Linked DNA regions of Mus musculus: region 1 is linked to region 2. Evidence: chromatin loops called from intact Hi-C (ENCODE). Cell type or tissue: heart. All regions are shown on one strand. Each heading gives the region's core, and the rest is flanking DNA. Links, peaks and the distances in the headings are about the cores only. Region 1 has its middle 8.6 kb from the start of Slc5a11. Region 2 holds the start of Aqp8 (aquaporin 8).

Evidence for each region. A loop is a pair of places that touch in the nucleus more often than their neighbours do. Peaks named below come from ENCODE experiments on the same cell type or tissue, not always from the same donor. Only the 100,000 strongest peaks of a DNase experiment are listed, where the experiment ranks them.
Region 1: it touches region 2 in a loop (11-fold over the local background); 41 of 42 quality-filtered maps call a loop at or near these places.

The regions. Positions count from the first base shown.
Region 1 is chr7:123,200,857-123,211,687 of GRCm38, forward strand. No RefSeq gene overlaps it. Among named protein-coding and RNA genes, the nearest start is that of Slc5a11, 8.6 kb to the right of the region's middle. In heart, for the core only: a CTCF peak has its summit at 4,629 (motif pointing right); no DNase peak of the experiment used is centred there.
Region 2 is chr7:123,460,425-123,471,255 of GRCm38, forward strand. It overlaps Aqp8 (aquaporin 8), which reads left to right and starts at 1,870. Exons shown (of 6, transcript NM_001109045.1): 1 at 1,870-2,034; 2 at 2,150-2,394; 3 at 3,765-3,891; 4 at 4,685-4,899; 5 at 6,162-6,296; 6 at 6,984-7,579. The coding sequence starts at 2,023. The coding sequence ends at 7,032. In heart, for the core only: CTCF peaks have their summits at 1,699 and 5,477 (motif pointing left); a DNase peak (open chromatin) is centred at 1,707; H3K27ac peaks cover 297 bases.

The DNA.
Region 1 (10,831 bases), core at 1,067-9,066, 260 kb before region 2:
GAGGTGGGGAATGAGATGGGGGCCAGGAACTGCACCACTGCGCATGTGTGCCCTTGAAAAAAGCAGCTAGACCATTCGGAATACACACCAAGAGGAGTAGAGGGACCTCAGGTGGGGATAGCCAAAGGGGAGTTCTGAAAGGCGGAAGTCACGGGGAGGAGGTGGAAACAAGAAGCTTCCTGCTAAGGAAGAGGAGTTTCAACATCAATGAGATAGACTCTTCCAAGGCTAATTTTATATTTCAGGTCGATTGAACGATGGCATTGCAAGTATATAATTACTATTGTTCTGCATGTTTCTATGAGGCTCTGATTGGGTCTGATGAACAAACTGAAGGCTCTGCTCCATAATGTAGGTGGGGGGTCACACAAAATCAGAGATTCACCGAACAAAACAGCGAGCTACCTCAGCGCTGGGGACCTCGGTAGTAGATAGCCAGGGAAGGAATGGCTAACAGCTTTTTCAGAATCTCCAGTCAGCCCATAGTCCACCGGCACATTTTACACTTGCCAGCCTCTACAAACACATGAGCAGGTTCCTCAAAGTCAAACACGAAGGCACGCCCCCACCCCACCCCATACAGAGAGAGAGAGAGAGAGAGAGAGAGAGAGAGAGAGAGAGAGAGAGAGAACAAAAAAATAAATACAAGCTTACAAAAAGATTGAAGAGAAGGGGAAGGAGGAGAAGGAAGGAGAGAGAGAGGGGGGAGGGAAAGGGATGGGGAGGGGAAGGGAAGGAAAAAGAGAAGGAAAAAGAAGAAGCAGCAGCCCAGCAGGGCAGTGGTGCTGCACGCCTTTAACCCCATCACTTGGGAGGCAGAGACAGTTGGGTCTCTGTGACTTTGAGGCCAACCTGATCTACAGAATGAGTTCCAGGACCACCAAGGCTGCACAGAGAAACCCTGTTTCAAAAACAAACAAACAAACAAACAAACAAACAAACAAAGCTAGTGCCCTTCTCCAAGAAGCTTTTTATTAGAAAGAGCCTAACCATTCCATTGACAGAGTTCCCACTCCATAATTGACTCCTGGGTCAGAGGCGGCTGGTTGTGCTCAGGGGTGCTAGGGGTGCCAGGTTCCTAGTAGACTGCCGGCTCTGTAAAACCAAAGCATCGAGCGTGCTCAGTGTCCAGCGGGCCCCACTGACAAGCTCACACCTGGCTCACCACTGTTTGCTAGATCTCCCCCATTTGCTCCACAAACTGCCCTTCCCCGCTCTGGGCAACCAGTTGACTGGGTCTTGGGCTGGAGTAGAACCCTACCTCACCAGGTCCTGAGCATGCAGCCTAGGAAGTGCTCTAGCATTGAGCCACCCCAACAGACAACGTGTCACTATGTATCCTGGGCTGGGTTCTAATTCTTTTTGGGGTTTTTTTGGATTTTTTTTGTTTTTTGTTTTTTCGAGACAGGGTTTCTCTGTGTAGTCCTGGCTGTCCTGGAACTCACTCTGTAAACCAGGCTGGCCTCAAACTCAGAAATCCACCTGCCTCTGCCTCCCAAGTGCTGGGATTAAAGGTGTGTGCCACCACTGCTCAGTTAAAGATTGATTGATTGATTGATTTAATGTATGTGAGTACACCACCATTGCTCTCTTCAGACACACCAGAATAAGGCATCAGATCACATTACAGATGGTTGCTAACCACTATGTGGTTGCTGGGAATTGAACTCAGGACCTCTGGAAGAGCAGTCAGTGCTCTTAACCACTGAGCCATCTCTCTAGCCCTGGGTTGTAATTCTTGGTTTTCCTGCCTCTGCCTCCTGAGTGCTGTCAGGAGTGACTCACTCCACCTGTCTGTTCTGGATCTTTCTATAACTGGAGTTGGTCAATCTGTAGGCTGCTGGGTCTGCCTGTATAGTTTTGAAGTTCTTCCAGGATGCAGTGTGGATGAAAACCTCGTTCTTTTTTATGCCCTGGTAGTAACCTCTCTGACCGTCTAGAATATGCTGTGTTCACTGTGTTGGCATTGCAGGGCTTCCCCTCTGGGGCTGTCAAGGACAGGGTTTCTGTGAAGTATCAACTGTCCAAGAGAAGTGTGGACATATCCTTCTCCCCACATCCCAGCACCCACAACAGCAATGGAGGCACCACATTGTGATGTATGCGATGGTGCTCAGGGCCTTCCTTGTACATGCTGTTCTCTATCACCGAACCACGACTCAACCTTTGCGGTGGTTTGAATATGCCCAATTACATGCTGTCCTTATAAGAGTTGCTTTGGTCGTGGTGTCTGCTCACAGCAGGAGAACCCTAACTAAGGCATCCTTGTTCACAGGCTTTGTTTTTCTTGTAAAAAAGTTCTGTCTGAGGAGGGGGACATGGCAAAGGGAGAACCAGAGCTTGCAGTGCAAACATGAGGATCTGAGTTCAAACCCCCAGCCCCCGTGTAAACACAGCCAGGCATGGCCACATGCAACTGTAACCCCAGGGCTACAGGGCGTGGAGACAGGAGGCTCACTGGACTCAGTGACCACCAGCCTGGCTGAAAACATCAAATTCCAGGTTGGGTGAGAAACCCTCAGGGCTGGAAAGATGGCTCAGTGGTTAAGAGCACTGCCTTGGCTGCTTTTCTGGAGGAGACAGGTTCAATTCCCAGCACCCAGATGACAGCTCACACTTCTCTGTAACTCCAGTGCCAGGGGATCCGACACGCTCACACAGACACACATGCAGGCAAAACATCAATGCATATAAAATTAAATGTAAATTATAAAAAAGAAGAAGAAATAGAGAAACTCTGCCCTGTACGGGAGGGCACCTCACATGACCCAACATGCATGCCTGCACATGTTTGACACATAACATAAAAGTTCTTTAATCAATAAATGAAATAAATAAAGTTCTGTTCTCAGGTAGAAACATGGCTGTGTTTGCTTCATTGCCCCTAGTGTAACCAGTGGTCCTTACAAAGAGGAAGACAATGCCCCTCCCCCAGTAATAATGTCACTTGAGCCAGCTAATTTTGCCTACTATGCAGTATTCCAGTAGCTCAAACAGGTTTTGCAAGCATTTGTTGGCCAATAGGCCAAGTGTGGAAGCAGGAGCCCCCACTCTCCAGTGCATCTCCCCAGAATAAGCCCTCAGTGTATATAGGAGACAGAAGCTGGTGCCTGAAGGTTTCCAGGCAAAGCTGCCCATGCCTTCTGAATGCAGGGCCCACCACAGAGCTTCACAGAATTTCTGTTTAGGAACTAGCAGTGTCAGCCTATCCCAAGGATAGAATTTTGGGACCTGGGAAGTTAAAAAATGTCACCATCAGAAGGCCCAAGTCAAAGGTCAGTGGCTTTGACAAGAGTGATCTTCAAGTCCCTGAGAAATAATAACCTGAGTGAACTGTTATTGTCATAGCCCACAAAGAGATGCTAGCTACACAGAGTTGGCAGAAGGCCAAAACTGTGTCACACAGTGCACATGGGCACATGAACACACACATATACACTTAGATACACATACCTGTCTTCGACACAGGATTGGAATTCTCAACTGGGATCAGGGATAGCTGGAAGGTACATGATACACAGACACAGTCTACTTTTCAGGTACAAACTGACAGGCAAGTTTTCAAGGCTTAAAGTTTCTCTCTCTCTCTCTCTCTCTCTCTCTCTCTCTCTCTCTCTCTCTCTCTTTCTCTCTCTCTTTTGGTCTCTTTCTCACTCGCTCGCTCGCAGCTTGAGGCTGCACACACTCTGCATTCTCCTGCGCACTTGCTTTTCTCCTGTGAGCCTTTCTTTTCTTGAACTCCTACACACCTCTGTGCATTTCTCTCTCTCTCTCTCACATACACACACACACACACACACACACACACACACACACACACTCCAAACATACCTCACACACACTGCATGCACTCTCCTTTACTCACAGGCATACACACACTTCTCACACTCTCAGTCACACTCTCTCCACCCACTCTCCATTCAACCTCATGCACACCTCACTCGCTCTCCTCATGCTCTCCCACCTTTTTCTTGTTCCAGTCTTTTATTGATACTCCAAAAAGCAGGTAGGGGGGAAAAAGGCATTGTATAATCATTGCCAAATTAAAAGAATAACCCCACCCCACAAAGAATTAAGAATTAAGGTTTTCCCCTAAAGTTTCAAGCTTTCCCTATTCCCAGACCTAGACAGGACAATGGCTGTTATTTTGTGTTTTGTAGGTACATGGGTCCTCCAGGCTTGTATTTTTCAGTGTGTATGGTTGTCAGCTTCCATAACATCATTTATCTATTATTTCATTTGGCCCTTTAATTAATTAACCTATTTAATTTATGATCTATATTTATTTTCTATTTATCGATTGATTGATTGTGTCTGTGAGTTGGGACAGCTTGAGGAAATCAGTCTCCTATGTAAGGTGAAGGATCAAACTCAGGTCACCAGGCTTGGTGGCAGGAGCCTTTACTGAGACATCTTGCTGGTCTTGTTTTTCATTTTTATTGGTTTTACCTTGAAACTAGGTATCAACTGCTTGATATGTGTGCATGTGTGTGCTTGTGAGTGCGGATGGATCACGGTGCGAGTTGTGCTCGCCTGAGTGCGGATGGATCACGGTGCGAGTTGTGCTCGCCCATGACTAAAGAATCGCTGGGAATCGCCTTACGTGTAAGTGGAGAAGGCAGCCACAGGGGGGCGCACAGAAACAAACTAAACCAAAACAAAACCCATAAAAAACCCACTTTACCAACCTCGGTTAGAAGAGGGCTCAGCTGGCTTTCCCACGTAATCCTACTTCAAATTTAAAACCCCAAATTTATACCAGCCAGTTACTTCACTGATGACTCTCTTATAAATCTCCTGCCTGGAGAGCACAGAGGCCTCACATCTCTGGTCATCTCCTCACTGCCAATGTGACCACCCGCCGTGAGCATCTGCAAACATCTCTTCTCAAACTTTAATGTCCATGGACAAAACTAGAGCAGCTGTTCTCAACCTGTGGGTCATGACCCCTTTGCAAGGGGGTTAAACGACTCTTTCCAGGGGTCATCTGAGACCACTGAAAAACAGATTTATCCAAAAACATGACTCATAACAGTAGCAAAATTTTAGTTATGAAGTAGCAAAAAAAAAAAAATAATAATGTTATGGGGCTGGAGAGATGGCTCAGTGGTTAAGAACACTGACTGCTCTTCCAGAGGTCCTGAGCTCAATTCCCAACAACCACATGGTGGCTCACAATCATCTGTAATGGATCTGATGCCCTCGTCTGGTGTGTCTGAAGAGAGCAAAGTATACTCACATACATAAAATAAACGAACAAACAAATCATCTTATGGTTGGGGTCACCACAACATGAGGAACCGTATTAAAAAGATCACAGCATTAGGGAGGTTGAGAACCACTGCCCTCAGGGGTTTTGTTCAAATATAGAGCTTGATTTGCAAGGTTTGGGATGAGATCAGAGGATGCTGCCACGATAGGCCAGAGAACTACAAGCTTGGGGCGGCATTGAAGCCTTCAAGAGAAGGAGGTCAAGCACACAGAACTGGGCTGCTGCAGTCTGTCTCTGATTGCCACTGTAAGTGATCCAGGGGTGCCTTACTCGCTCTCCTTGGGGATTCACATGGGTTTGCTTCATCTACTGGGACCAACGTATTACACTGTCACTCTCCTGTCACATCCAGGGGAGAGGCAGTCACTGGGGTGCTGTACAGCCTTGGTTCCCAAGGTCCACACCAAGCGTGAGTACATTCCACTGGGGAAAGCTCTCACGAACAGTGAGACTGTGGCACACCTGCAGGGCTACTAGGTGCAATTTGGTCTCAGGGCAGGGTTGTGTAATTGGAAAGGGGTCAAGGTAAGTTGAAAAGGATAAATTGCATCCCTGCCTCAGATAGGATCCAAGATGCTAGGGATTGCATGGAGACACACAGGGAGCAGGTCCGAGTCACATCAGACCATGCGCTTCCCAGTTAATCCTTATCCAAGACAGCTACAAGAGGTGGTGGGTCTGTGGACTTGTCTGTCCAGCACATCTGCTCCTTTCTAGAAACTCCAAACCAGTTTCCTTCCAGAAACAAGTGGATGCATGGACAAACTCACTCTGTCCCTCCCTAGTTGAGCACGTGACCAAATGGGAACCAAAGAGAGACTAGCCGAGGAAGTCAAGGCTTGTCAAATCTGTTAAAGAATCTGTTTCCCCCTAACCTTGAACCCTTGAGGACATCAGCTGAGTTTTTCAAGATCCTAATGGAAAAAATGTTTGTTAGAGAGTAAAGACAAGACGAAGTCTATCTGAGACGCCACACTGAGTGGCTGGAGTAGGTCAGACCCTAAGGTGTGGATCCAGAGCCACGTGAGCCAACCTATCTGCTTCCAACTACTTTGAACTGAGGCGCTCGATTGCCTGTGCTAACTAATAAAGACACCCACCCCCCCCATGCAATGCCCGGTCATCCGTGGGCAAAACAATGTTTTGCTTGTTTCTTCGAAAACTTTTTTTTTTTTTTTGAAAGAGAAAACTGCTAAACTCAGAGGCTCTTTCCCCTTAGATACGTATTAACTTTTTATGCTGTTCAAAAGTAGACCTGTACACTTTTGTGTACAATTAATGAGATGGAGCGAGCCTGTGGGAAAGTAACCTCACCCACGTGGCCCTGTCCAGGTCCTCCTGCAGAGAGCAGGGTGCCATTTGAGACACATTCCAGCAAAGAAGTTATCACACAGTAAAGGATTTCAGTAATGATTTGGGGAGTGGGCACCTCCTTGAGGTAGTCGAGGCAGGGTTAGCCAAAGGCTGGTGACTGACCTCTGCTTGGCATTTTCAGGAAGCAGTAGTTTGTAGAAACAGAAGGAAGCCAAGCTGGCCCCGCCTTCCACTGTCAGCAAAGGGAGAGCCAAGGAGAGGGCACACTTCTCACTGCTTGTTATGAGATGAAGGTTGTTATAGTAGCGAGCACTGCAGCATTCAGAGGGCGCTGGCCCTGGTATGTTACTGGGCACTTTTCATCAGGAGGCTAAAGCCAGGAGGGGGACACATTCAAAGCCAGCTTAGGCAGCACTGCAAGTTCTACCTGGGCAGCTTAACGAGACTGTGTCTCAAACCAAACACACAAAACCAGCAGCAGAGGGGACATGGTATAACTCGTGACCTATGAGTATTTGCAACAAGCCAATTCTTCTTCCAGCCAAGGGTAGAAAAGGCACAGACTGTGTGTGGCTGTGGTGTCAACAGGCGCCACACAGGCAAGTGATGCTTCCCAAAGCACCGTTGAGGGTCCCATATCTGCCTTCTCGACCTTAACACAGCTTCCTATGGGATGTGGTGATAGTGCTGGAGCTAGGTGTTTTGAACTGTCAGTGAATGTACCTGAGAAGTTCAGGAGTGGAGCCTGGTTATGAGCCAGCAACACCAGCTGTCCTGAAAACGGTTAAGCAGAAAGCATCTTTGTTTCTCACAGAGCAAAGCTCGGCACTTGGCTTGTGTTCTCTTGCACCTTCAGCCCCATATGTCTTCCTGCCTCCTTTTTCTTACAGATGTGCATCTCTTACAGATGTGCATCAAGGTTGAGGAGGCAAAAACAACCTATCCAGGTCACACACCAGCTGAATCACAGGAGCCAGAATCAAAGTGGAGGGACAATGACATCCTAGGATATTGTGTCCATCCTTCCTAGGCCGAGGATGGAGTCACTCTGTCCTTCTAGAGAAAGATGGCAGAAGCTTCATTTAAAACTATGCCCTGTACTCACCATAGGCCATTCCCTCCGTGAGCTTTGGGTGGGCATGCTAGGGCCAAACCCGGTGCTGCAGTAACACGAGGCTATTCCAGTGTGGATGTGAAGTGGCTTGTGTGTTGAAGACCTGGTCCCCAGCTCTAGGTCTAGCCACTAACGGAAGATGACATTCCAAGGCTCTGACTTAATGGATGGGTTTAGGCATAGATTGACAGCAGGTGACATCCTAACTACAAGGTTTAATTGAACACTGGCCACAGACCCCAGCTATGAGGGTCATGCAGCTGGCCCCATGCCGACTCAACCCCATACCAAGCATTCAGCAAAAACACCCTGCGCTCCAGACTTGTGATAGTGCGAGTTTTGTTGTGCTGATATCTTAGTTTGTTTTCTGTTGCCGTAACTGAATCTGAGAGCCTGGGTAATGTATAAAGCATATAGTTTTATCTCCCCATAGTTCCAGAGGCTGGGAGTCCAACGGGAAGGATTACATCTAGCAAAAAAACTTGCTGGATGAAACTCTAAGATTCTTTTTCATTTTTTTTTAAGATATATTTATTTATGTGAGTACACTGTTGCTCTCTTCAGACACACCAGAAGAGGGCATCAGATCCATTACAGATGGTTGTGAGCTACCACGTGGTTGCTGGGAATTGAACTCAGGACCTCTTGAAGTCAGTTTTCTTTTTTGTTTGTTTGTTTCTTTGTTTTTTGTTTTGTTTTGTTTTTTGTTTTTTTTTTTTTTGAGACAGGGTTTCTCTGTGTAGCCCTGGCTGTCCGGGAACTCACTCTGTAGACCAGGCTGGCCTGGAACTCAGAAATCCAACTGCCTCTGCCTCCCAAGTGCTGGGATGCCACCAGTCAGTACTCTTAATCACTGAGCTGTCACTCCAGCCCCAAGGAACACTAGATTCTTAAGGAAGCCCAGAGTACCACATGGTGAGAGTGGCAAGCACTCAAAAGGTTAAGCCATCTTGTGGCTGGCCCCAAGTCATGGGCACAGTGTGAGACCTCTTTCCTACTGGCTACAGTCCCCCCAGTGGTCTGGTCCAGCATCTCTGTGCGGCATTGGGAGTTAGAGGTGGGAAGCAAGGAATTCCCTGTTGAACCCTTAGCTCATCAACATGACACACAGCAGTTATACCTGGGACAGCCCAGTCTCAGCTCCATGGATCACAGGTTACTGAATGGAGTTCCTTATGTCGGGTCAGTTTCCCTGTGCATCGTCACGCATAGTTTCCCCCCTGCACCCCCTCCTCCATACTTCCTTAGTTGTAGCTCTTGTTTCTAGATCACTCCCATGAAAATGAAATTTGGGGGGGAAGGGGGAAGGGCAGTGGAGGGGGGAGGGGTGCTTTTATAATACACGCACTCAAGAGATAACCACGGATCCAGAACCGACATCCTCAATCCTAAGCACTTTTCCCCAGGTCTCACCTCCAGATGCCTTGAACCTCTGACCCGGAGGATAAAGTTTTCCACAGATTCAGATACAAAGCGCAGCGCTCAGCGTCCCTTGATCCTGTTCCACTCTGATAACACTTCCAGTGTGGTCACATTCCACTTCAGACCTCAAGCCCTGCCAGTGTTGAGCTTTAACCTCAACCCCTGAGGTTGGAGTGCTTACTGATTAAGGTAAAGGGGTCGTGTGCTTTAACAGCCTCCTTTGCAGTGCCCTTTCTGGTTAATGGAGATACAAACGCTTGCACTAATGCAGTGCCTGCTGCCCTTACAGGCATCCCAAGGTCGGCCCTTATCAGAAGACACTGTTGGTGTGTGTGTGTGTGTGTGTGTGTGTGTGTGGGCATGTGAAGCCCTGAGGTCCGTGTTAGGTGTCTTCCTGGATTCCTTGCCACCTTACATTTTGAGACAGGGTCTCTCACTAAACCTGAAGTTTGCCAATTTGTCTCTGTCCCACCCTTTAGCCCTGGGATTACAGGCACACACTGCTGCATCTGGCTTTTCTGTGGGTGCTGGGGATTGCACTTGGGTTCTTTCTGGTACTCACAGGGCAAGCACTTCACTGACTGAGTCCTGCCACCTTTCACACTTAAACCCCGCGGCGGCTCTGGGTTTAGGCAGGATGTGTTTCAGAGAGTTCACAGGACAGAGATGCAGCATGATACAGTGGTTCTCAGACCTCTTGCCTGGGGGGCAGGGGGGCTCACTTTGAAAGATTCCAGAGAGCTTTTGCAGTCAATATTCTGATTGTGAGCTACCCTTGGATGCAGGAATTTATGTTAGGTAGACTATTTCCAGAGTTATTAGACACTTAGGAAACCAGTCCTAAGATGGCAACACCCCCCTCCCTGTGTATTTATTGAAATGAGTTCGACTTCCCTGTTCAAATCAGTGTCCTTAGTGTTTGCAGTCTTTCCTTTCTGTCATTATGGAACCCAGGCTGGCTTTGAACAGCCTGCCTCAGCATCCCCTGGTGTGCACAACAACACTGGACCCTGCACATTTCCTTAAGTCAGCTTCAGCGCAGACAGCTGGATTCTCATGGCTGCCCTGCACTCTGTCTGCCACTGGAGAACTCCACAAAACACGCCTGCGTTAAAGAGAAGAAAAGGGAAATGATCCTTGAGCTGGGACAAATGTTATAGGCAGCATCTCAAGGCGTCCCCTTGATGAACCAACCGTCTGGGTACTGTTAGCACCCTGCATTTCAGACACGAAAAATCAGTGCTCAGACACTTCATATATTCCCTCTGAGGCTTTGTACTCACCTGCAGTTGCTGTAGATGCAGGCAACCCCAACCTCCAGAACTATAAACACAGTAAACTTTTATGCTTTATAAATTATCCAGGCTCTGAAAATAAGCTACAGCAACAACAGGAGCAACAAACAGATGGAGATAGCAGGGATCCAAAAATTCCAGCAGCACAAGTCTGGGTTAAAAGATCAGAGGGGCCAGAGTGTGGATTTTCCTCTCTGAAGCCACAAAAAAGAGAGAAAAATAAAGTTTGGAATTCTCGATGAAACTGGCAGGTCCTGGCCAATCAGGGAGAGCTGGGAGCCAAGGCTCGCCCTGTCTGCAGGCTAGCTCTTCCTGTGAACTACCTTTTAAACATTATCATTCCTGTGGACCCCTGCTACATCGATATGCATGCAAGGTCTAGAGGTTTGGTTGGCTGCTATGCATTGTAATGCT
Region 2 (10,831 bases), core at 1,425-9,424:
AGAGGTTGGTTTTCTCCTTCTACCACATAGTTAGGTCCTGAGGATAGAATTCAGTTATTAAGCTTGGGGAAAAACTACTTTTACCCACTAGGCCACACTGCACAGTCTCCCTCCCCCCTGCCCTGTTCCTACTTTTTTTTTTAAGATAAGATCTCATATAGCCAGGTTGGCATCAACCTTTCTGTGTAACTAAGGGTGACCTTTCTGTGTAGCTAAGATGCCCCCTCCTGCACTCACCTCCCCCGTGTCGGCATTACAGGTGTGCACCACCACGTCAGGTTCTGTGGGGTGCTTAGGAGAGGATCAAACCTAGGGTTCAGAGTGCAAAACACGCATCCCACCAACTAAGCCCCTCCTGACCCCATCCCTCCTTTTGTATTTACAAACCCGACTGTCCCGGTCCCTTATGTAAGTTGATTTACGTTGTCCTTTTGTCCCGGTCCCTTATATAACTTGATTTACATTGTCCTTTTGTCCCGGTCCCTTATATAACTTGATTTACATTGTCCTTTTGTGACATTTCACTGTTATTATGATCTTAGGCTTTGTCATCGTGAAAAAGTGCTTTTTCTTCTGCGGCATGCTGTAAAGATTGGACCCTCCTCATGGAGTGTTCTCCAGGTGAACCTGAGGCAATGTATGCAAGGCTCTTAGCCAGCTGCTGGCACTGTAACATCCGAGTGTGCATTCTAAGGTTGGTGGACGTTAATACATATGAACTCTTGCCCGTGGGTGTCTATATGGGTATTACAGGTCTGTGGGGAAGGGGAACTGGTATAGCTCATGGGGTGTCCCCCCCCCCCCGCTGTAAGTTTTATAGCTTTGAAGGGAAAGGTTTCCTGGCAGTTGGGAGCCAAGGGATACCACAAAGCCATTCTGCATGACAAATTTCATACAAGAGATTTATTAGAAGGGAAAAACCCAGGAGGGTGGCTACCTCTGCTCAGACAAGAAGCGGCAGAGAACTGAGCAGAAGACAGGCTTTATTTTGGGCTTAGGGGTAGGGGAACAGAACTTTCCAGGGTAGAACTTTCCAGGGTGGGGATTAGTGGGACTTCAAATCCTGATCTTGGGCTTTTTACTCTGTAGGGCGGAGCTGGGCCACCTGAGTGGTGATTATAGCAGTTGGAGATCCTCAGGGGCAGGGCCTGGCCACTCGCACGCCATGAGGGGCTTACACATATATTCTGAGTTCATGGACTCTGGCATTTTTGTACTGTATCTGGAGCTACCTTGAGTCCTTTTCATTTCTTCACTCATTGAAGCCCTGTAAGGATGCCATGCCATTAGCTCAGTCGCTGTCATTTGCCGATGAAACAGTGAAAGTGACTCGAGCTCAGTGGCACTCAATTGCGTGGTTAGCTCTTGGCTTGTACAAGCTGAGCTGGGGTGTCAGTGCAGGCAGTGTGAGCAGAGGGGTGCATCTCACTGGTGGTTCCCTGGCTTTGGGTAGGTAAGCCCGTAGGTCCTACTCCTACTCATCCCCAGGTTTCCAAAGTCCACCAGCTTTACCATACACAACAGTGCCATATTGTCCCTACTGCCTTAGGCAGCCAGCAGCCATCATCAGCTCACACACTCGCTGGGTCAGGTGATCAGGGTATTTGTGGAAAAGGTCCTGGGTGGGAAAGAGACCCACGAGGATGGTGGAATGTCAATGGTAGCGGAGCTGGCTGTTACTGAGTGTGCAGTGTCTCCTGCTGGGACCTTCCTCAGGCCTGAGCACTCATGCACATGATACAAGCTAACCACGCCTTTCCTGTTGCTGGCACTAAGCCCAGCAATCATTGATCCCACGTGGCCCTTGCCCTGTTGAGATTAGAAAAAAAAAGTTGACTCTTCTGGGCCACCTCCCATTCGGGCTTTATTGCTTTCTGGACACCTTTGGTGAATGTCCCCAGTCCTTTAAAAGCGCAGAGTCCGCTAGACTCTACCTCCAGTCTGTGACCTAGAGATAAGTGAGTACAATCTAGGGCAGCCGGCGAAGCTCCTGGTAGCTCTGGCTCGGATCTTCTTGAGCAGATGTCTGGGGAGGTGAGTCTGTTGCCTGGGCAAGGGCACTAAGGATTTGGTCAAGGCTGGGGGTGGGGGCTTTTGTCTTGGGGCCTCTGCCACCCATGTTTCCTGTCTTTTTTTCCCCCTACGGCAGACACCAATGTGTAGTATGGACCTACCTGAGGTCAAGGTGAAGACCAGCATGGCTGGCAGATGCCGTGTGTTCTGGTATGAGCAATACGTACAACCATGTATAGTGGAACTTGTGGGCTCCGCTCTCTTCATCTTCATCGGATGTCTATCGGTCATTGAGAATAGTCCGAATACTGGGCTCCTGCAGCCTGCCTTGGCTCATGGGCTGGCCTTGGGGCTCATCATTGCTACCTTGGGGAACATCAGGTGAGACCAGACCTCATCATTAGCTTAGTGCCAATCTGGGGAATTCTTGGGCACCCACTTATGGTCTTACAAACGTGGGGGTGGGTCATCTAGCTCTGCAGTCTGTGAAGACTATTAAATAGGAGTCATACTGTTACTACATGTTAAAGTTAGCTTCGAGCCAACATATACCCATTGCTAGCTATTGCCTCTGCTCTATACTGAGCATGATTCAGATATTTGATTCTAGTGACAAACTTAAGAAATAGGTTCTGTTATTTCCCGTTTTATATTTGCAAAAGAGAAAAGTCCACATCACTGAGATGAGGTATTTGCTACCAGGTGGTGGAGCCAGGAGTCAAATTCAAGCTGTCTGGCTTAGTGTCCAAAGCCGAGGGATTGTCTTGGGGAGATGGGATCGTGGGGTGCTCAGTATTCACTACTGTTGCTGCTACTCTTTGGGAGTGAATTGGAAAAAGCAAAGCGCCGGGTTTTTGTCCACTGCGATGCACAGAAAGTGCAGGGGCTTCAACCTGACAAGAGTGTTTTGTTTTGTTTTGTTTTTTAGAGGCAGAAAAATGACCATCCCTTGGTTTTTTATCTGGGTAGGAGCCCAGTAGAATGGGTTGATGGGAGGTGGGCTGTTTCCCAGAAGAGCCAGCTGTAATGGTAGACATTCCGATTGGGTCATCTGACAGGGGGACTGGGATAGGGCTGTTCTCTATCTCACTCGAAATCAGATCTGAGTGAGGACATTGAGTTACTGCCCTCTGGGAAGAAACAATGGACAGTTTATTATCTCTTTAAATGGGTGGGTGGGGGTGCAGGAGTTCTGGGCAGGGTGAAAGGCACATGACCTTCTATCTAGGTAGGCCTGGTGGCTTCCTGGCTGGGCAACCAAGGCGAGCCTCTGAGCTTGTGTTTAGCTGTGTGATGCAGAAGAGGGCAGCATCAGCTTCAGTGAAGCCCGGAGTATGACCAGCAGGCAGAGATGCCTGCTGAACACGCACCAACATCTTGCTTTTGCAGTCAGCTGTACCGACTGTAGGTACAGCACTTTGGCCACATTTCTGAAAGGCCAGAACAAGCTCTGAGGAGTTGGAGTAAACCATGGATGTTCTCTGTATGTGTTTGTCTCTAAGGCCAACTAGGGCCTGGGGTTAGGGCCTGCTCCACCCATCTGCAGCTACCTTTGCTCCTCTCACCCCAACACAAAGCTCTTCGTGGAAAAACGGGAGCGATTTGCACATTTCTGCTTATGGAAGGGACTGGGCTGACTCCAGCCTGCAGGCTCAGCTTGGAGGACAGGCTGAAGTACATATTCCCAAGGGATGTCCCTGTGGTGAGCCTTGGAGCATGTCCTCATGGCTTCCTTCTCTTCTTGGTTGTAGCGGTGGACACTTCAACCCTGCTGTGTCGCTGGCAGTCACAGTGATCGGAGGCCTCAAGACCATGCTGCTAATTCCCTATTGGATCTCCCAGCTATTTGGAGGGCTGATTGGGGCTGCCTTGGCTAAAGTGAGTGGTCCCTGCTGGGATAGGACTAGTGGCTTGGTACTGATGGAGTCCCCTTTCCCCTCTCTTACCTTTGGGTTTGCTTGAAATCTTAGAAATCTTTCTATTAGTCAAAAAGGCTACTTCCCGGGCCAAGGAGATGCCCCAGCAGTTAAGAGCACTGGCTGCTCCTCCAGAGGACCTGGGTTCAGTTCTCAGCACCCACATGGCAGCTCACAACCTTATGTAACTCCAGTCTTAGGGCTCTAACACTCTTTCCTGGCCTCTGTGGTTACTAGGCATGCACGTGGTGCCCTAGCAGGAGACTTGAACATGCCAGAGAAATGGTCTACCATAGAGCTTCATCCCCTGGATGGGCTCTGTATATAATTCCTGGGGCTCCTTCCCTCCATCCCTCCTGCTCCCCCTCCTTTCTATTCTTCCCTTCTCCCTCACTGTTGACTTCCACCAGTGCCTGTCCCCATGAGACTGACTCACTTTCAACCACTCACTCTGTTTTCTCAAGGCCCTCAGGTCCCTCAATGTCTTCATCTTGGAGAGCTTGAGGCAAGCTAGTTTTGCGCTCTTTTTCTCAGCGAAGATTATTTAGGGGGACTAGGGCCCAACACCCATTATCCTCAGTTTTCAAAGGTGCAAAGCAAGGCTCAGGGAAGTCTTGCAGCTTCTTCGGTTATACATGAAAAGGGGAGAAGCTGGGAAACAGACATGGCTCTGCCCAAATGCAGATGGGTGGGAGCACGGACCTGTGTCAGCTCCCAGCGTCTCTCGTCTAGGCTGAGTGGCTTTTCCTCCACAGGTGGTGAGTCCAGAGGAAAGATTCTGGAATGCATCTGGGGCAGCCTTTGCCATCGTCCAGGAGCAGGAGCAGGTGGCAGAAGCCCTGGGGATAGAGATCATTCTGACAATGCTGTTGGTATTGGCTGTGTGTATGGGTGCTGTCAATGAGAAGACAATGGGCCCTTTAGCCCCATTCTCCATTGGCTTCTCTGTCATTGTGGACATCCTGGCAGGGTAAGTATCCCTCAAAAGTGTGATGGCTGCCCCGTGGCAAATGGAGAGTGGGCTGGCTTTAGGCAGGCAAGAGGCAATGGTGGGTAGGTGGTATCAGGCAGTGCTAGGTGATTTTTGGCTAGAGAATATGGCCACCCTTCTACTTCATTTAGGGCTAAGTCAGAGGTCTGGATGAAAATTCCTAATTTCTGTAATAAGAAATAAAGCATTCCCTCGGGGTGTTGACTCTGTCTTACAAAAAATGATCTCTAACCCTGGTCTCTTTGATTTCAAGCTTCTTGTTAGTTTTGGGAAGGCATTAAGGAGACTCAGGAAAGATTTCTCCCTTGTATAGGTAGTCAAACTGTGGTTCCGAAAGGCAAGAAATGACTCAGGGTCACTGAGAGTCTAAAGAGACAAATCTGGGACAATTATTCACATCTGCTGAAATGTAAGAGGTCAACACCAAAAGTTCAGTTCCTTTTTTTCATTTGGACACAGAACCAAACCTTTCTCAGGCTCAGGGCTCTGTCCCCTTGAATGGTCCGGGAATGCCGTAGCTCAGCAGTAGTGGTGCTTTGCTGCCACCTAGTGACACTTGCTTCACTTACAAGTGTGCTCCCCTACCTGGATGGGCTTCTGGACACAGAACCCACTGAAGGTTATAGATCAGCCTGAAGGCACTGGGTTTGGAGACAGAACCCAGAGCTGAGGTGTGCCTTGGAAACAAGCTCCTTCTGGAAGTAGGGCCCAAGTCTGTGGCATGAGGTCCTCAGTGTGCCAGACACACTTTAGTAACCATCAGGACATGCACATTGTGTCATTTGTTCCTGGCTACAGCCTATGGAGTGGATACTGCCACCTCAGTGGATATGTAGAGAGGTTAGACAAAGGTCACAGAGTAGAACTGCCCGGGCTGGACTTTGAATGTAGGTCAACTCCAAAATGGGCGGAGCTCCTTGGACTTTGCTTTCTAGACTTTGGAAAGGAATGTGCTCCACTTTCCCCTCCTGTCGTGACTAAGCAGGTGCTTTTGCTGACCATTTGTTCTAGAAGTGTGTATGTATGCGGAGGGGCTGATATGATGGTCATGTAGCAATCACCCTTTGTCAGCCTAGAGCTAAGCAAGGCTCCCTTACAGCCTCTGGGATCCACCCAGGGGCCCTGGTATGGGCGTTTAGAGAGGATGTCTGCTTGAGGCTGGCTGTAGGCCTGATTAAGGATGTGGGTTTGAGGTAGGACCTTCTGAGATGCTGGTAACTTGGGTACCTATGTGTCTGCAGTGGTAGCATCTCTGGAGCCTGCATGAACCCTGCTCGTGCCTTTGGACCTGCTGTGATGGCTGGCTACTGGGACTTCCATTGGATCTACTGGCTGGGCCCCCTCCTGGCTGGCCTCTTTGTAGGACTGCTCATTAGGTAGGAGGGTGACAGAGAATCTACAGCTACTAGATTGGCATTCACATAACCTTGGAGGAAAATGGGAATCTTCAGAGGGAAGTGTGCTGCCTCTGCCTAAGGCCTTTGGCTCCAAGTGATAGAGATCCACTTTGCAAGGGGAACTAACTGGCTCTTAGGATTGAAGTGTTCATGGGTGTCACTGGCTCCAAGTAGGACTCAAATGTGTTTTGAAGGACTTGGGATAGTCCTATGGGTGGGTAGGCTTCATGTTTAGGTTGGCTTTAAAATATTTTTTTATCTATTTTTTTTACAACATATTTAGATAATATTCTTTCCCCTTGGAGCACCAATTCCTCCCAGACCTTCCCTATCTTCCCTTGGCTGTGTCTGGGAGGGCTGAGTCTGGGCTGGATGCGTAGCCTTCTTGTAACATTACCCACTGCAGTCTAGAGGCTTCAGGCTATGCCTGGAGCCGGGTGTAAAACACCACTAATCACTCCGTTGCTGATTTCTGAATGGCTACCCATACACACCCTTCTGGATAAGGTATGTGTGGGACCAGAGAGGAAACTGCCCACCCACTGCCTGAGAGGACTCAGCTCAGGAAACCACCCGTCTAGAGAGTTCTGGGCTTAGAGATTTGTAATGGAGAGCTGGGTCTTTCTTGCAGGGGAATAGAGACCTCACAGGGCAATTTATTTTTAGGCTCCTCATCGGAGATGAGAAAACCCGCCTAATTCTAAAGTCGAGGTGAAGAAGAACTGCTGGCGACGTTCCCACTGCCTGGAGTCCTCAGCTGCTTGTCCTAAGTTGAGGACGGAACAATTCCATTATCTCCTGCAGGACCTGAGCTAACAGGAGTCACCATGACAGCAGCTGACCTAGGCCTGGCTTCTCAGGCAGGCAGGCAGGCAGGCGGCTGCTGCTCTGTCCTGAGCATGCTCCTGGAAACCTGGAATTTCTCTGTGCTCATGGAGTGGGCCTGGGGCCCAGCCTAAAGACAGGTAGAGACCGCATAGAAAAAGAGGGTAGGCCTCTTTTCTTGCGAGAGGGCAGGGATTAGAAGGGCTGAGAAGGTGGAGAATGCACACTGTCCATTTCTTCAGTCCTCTTTCTTTTTTACTAGGTTGGGTTTGGAACCCAATTCATGCACACTAGGTGAGCACTTTGCTACTGAGCCCCTGCTCTCCACACCCTCTTTTCTCTTGATTACAGTTACAGAAGGTCTTTCAGGAGCCCAAAGATCTTGCTTCCTCAGCTCCCAATCTGACTTTGTAATAAATGGCTTAGCATTTCATCCCAGGTGTCTGTTGACTTGTCTTTTGTTTAAGACATGGGCACTGATGAGGAGGAAATAAAAGTCTGGGTGGAGAGGCTGGCTTGCAGAGCCAAGGTAGGTACTTATATGGTCCCTTTCAGAGTCTGTCTGCACTCAGATGGAGCCACTGTGGCATTAAGCCCAGAGCACAGTGTTCATTTACTTACGCTCTAGTTGGAAAACCTGCTGAAAATTGAATGTAAAACCCAGGGCCTTGGTGAATGCCCAGTACTACCTGGATATGGACCAATCCATTCATTGCACTCTAGCTAGGGATGAGGTGGGGGTGGGGCAAAGATGCAGGAATTCTTCATGGAAGGAGAACAGCAGCAGATAGCATAGACTGATGAGCCACTGGCATGTGGGTGAGAGACGTGAATAGAATAAAGAAGGGATAAGGAGACACAGTAGTAACACATCTTCCAAGTGGAGCATGTATCTACTCTAAGAACCATGGGGCATGGGTTTGATTCTCAGAACCCACATGGTGGCTCATGAGTGTCTCTAACTCCAGTCTCAGGTATGTCTGGCTCCCCACTCTGGTCTCCTGGGAATGGCATACACACGGTGCACAAACCTAAATACAGGTGAAACACCCACATACCTAATCTAAGAACACATCAAAAAGATCATCCACCATGGTCAAGTTGGCTTCATGCTAGAGATGCAGAGTTGGTTCAACATACAAAACCAGATAAATATAATCCATCACATAAACAGACTGAAAGAAAAAAACCCCACATGATCATCTCACTAAACTCAGAAAAAGCCTTTGGCAAAATCCAATATTGCTTCATGATAAAAGTTCTGGAGAGATTAGGGATACAACGGACATACCTCATCCTAATAAAGGTGATTTGCAGCAAGCCCACATCCAATATCAGCCTAACATTGGCCAATATTAAGCCAATATTAACATAGTTCCATTGAGACCAAGAACAAGACAAGGTGTCCATTCTCTCCATACCTGTTGATTATAGCACTTGGACTCTTAGCTAGAGCAGTAAGCCAAGTGGAGGAGATCAAGAGAATAGAAAAGGAAGATGCAAAAAAAAGAGTGTTTATTTATAGATTATATGGCTTTGTGCATAAAAGGCCCTAAAAACTCTGCCAGGAAACTTGTACAGCTGTTAATACACTCAGAAAAGTGGAAGGGTACAAAATTAACAAACAAAAATCAGTTGTCTCTTTCTATACACAAACCATCAGTAGTCTCCCTGTATACAACCAGTGCCTTCCTATATACAAACATCAGACTGGGAAAGAAATCAGCAAAACAGCACTATCTTACAATAAGCTAATTCCAGCCCCCCCTTGGGATAAGTCTAACCAAGAAACTGGAGGACTTGTATAATAAAAGCTTGAAGAATTGAAGGAGGAAACTGAGGAAGATATCAGAAGATCAAAAGAGCTGTGCTCATGGATAAGTAGGGCTAATACAGTGAAAATAGCCATCCTACCAAAAACAGTTTACAGGTTGAATGCAATCCCCATCAAAATTCCAAGGCAATTCTTCACAGAAATTGAAAAAAAAAAGTTTAAACTTTATATGAAAACTCAAAAAAAATCCAAGATATCTAAAACAAACGGTGGGAAGTATCACCATCTTCCCACAGAAGTGCACTACAGAACTATTGTAATCAAAATTGCATGGTACTGGCATGAGAACAGACATGTTGGTCAATGGGATCAAACTGAAGATCCAGACATATTCCACATATCTGTGAGCACCTGGTTTTTGACAAAGAACCTTTAAATAAAAAAACACTGGAGAAAAGACAAAAAATGGTGGTCAAATTGGATGGGTGGTATTTGGAATAATTCGCAGAGATCCATACTTATCAACAGACACAAAACTCAACTCCAAGTGGATCAAAGGCCCCAACATAAAACCAGATACCCTGAATCTGACAGAAGAGAAGATGGGGAGTCAGCTTAACTTGTTGACATAGGAAAAGATTTTCCTAACAGGGCACTAAGAGCACATGCACCAAGAAGAACAATTAATAAATGGGACCTCATAAAACTAAAAGGCTTCTGTATGGCAAAGGACACCATAATTTGGAAAAAGCAGCAGGCTGCAGAATGGGGAAGATATTTACTAGTTACATCCAATAGAGGGTTAGTATCTAAAGTATATAAAGACCTACAAAAACTGGACATCAAGGAAACAAATAACCCACTTTAAAAATGGGCTACGCCAAGTGTTCTCAGAAAGTGGAACACAAATGGCAGAGAAACACCTTAAGAGATGGATGGCCAACATCTTTAGTTATCAGGGAAATGCAAATCAAAACTACTTTGAGTTTTTTTTTTAATTTTAATATTACATGAGTCAGAATGGCCCAGATCAATAAAATAAATGATAGTACATGCTGGCAAGGATGTGGAGAAGGGGGAACCCTCATCCATTGCTGGTGGGAGTGCAAAGTCATACAACCATTATGGAAATCAGTGTGGCAGTTCCTTAGGAAGCTGGAAGTAAAGATTTATCTCAAGATTCAGCTATACTCCTCGAGCACACCCCCAAAGGATTCTACACTGTACTACAGACCATTGCTCATCTGTGTTCATTGCTGCTCTATTTATGATAGTTAGGAATTGGGAATAGCCTAGATGTCCATGAATAAATACTGAAAATGTGGCACATTTACACATGGAATATTACTCAGCTGTTAAAAATGAAATTATGAAATTATCAAGGTAAATAGATGGAACTAGAAAAAAAAATTACCCAAGTGAGATATCCCAGACACCAAAAGACAAACATTGTATATTTTCCCTTATATGTGGATATTGGTTTTTAAGCCTTTGGTATGCATGCTACAGTCCATATACCACAGAGGTGAGGTATCAAGTAAGGGATATGGGGAAGAGGTGGACCTCCCAGGGATGAGGAAATAGAATACATAGTTATGGAGAAACAGGGAAAAATGTAGTGGGAGAATTAAATGGTGAGGGGATGGAAGAGAGGGTTAAGGAAGAGGATATGGTGAGAAACAACTAACTTTAAGGGCCATTTGAGGAACATATGAGAACCTATTATTGTAGAAGCTTCCTAAAATATATACATATATGAAAGAAATCTAAGTGGGGTCGGCAAATAACAGGGAAGACAGAGCCCCAACTATATATCTTTCACCACTGAGTGAAACATCAAGTTCCAGGAATGGAATTGGCCAATGGAGCCCCAGGGATGCCCTGTAAGTATCTCTGACTAATGCCAAAACACTGG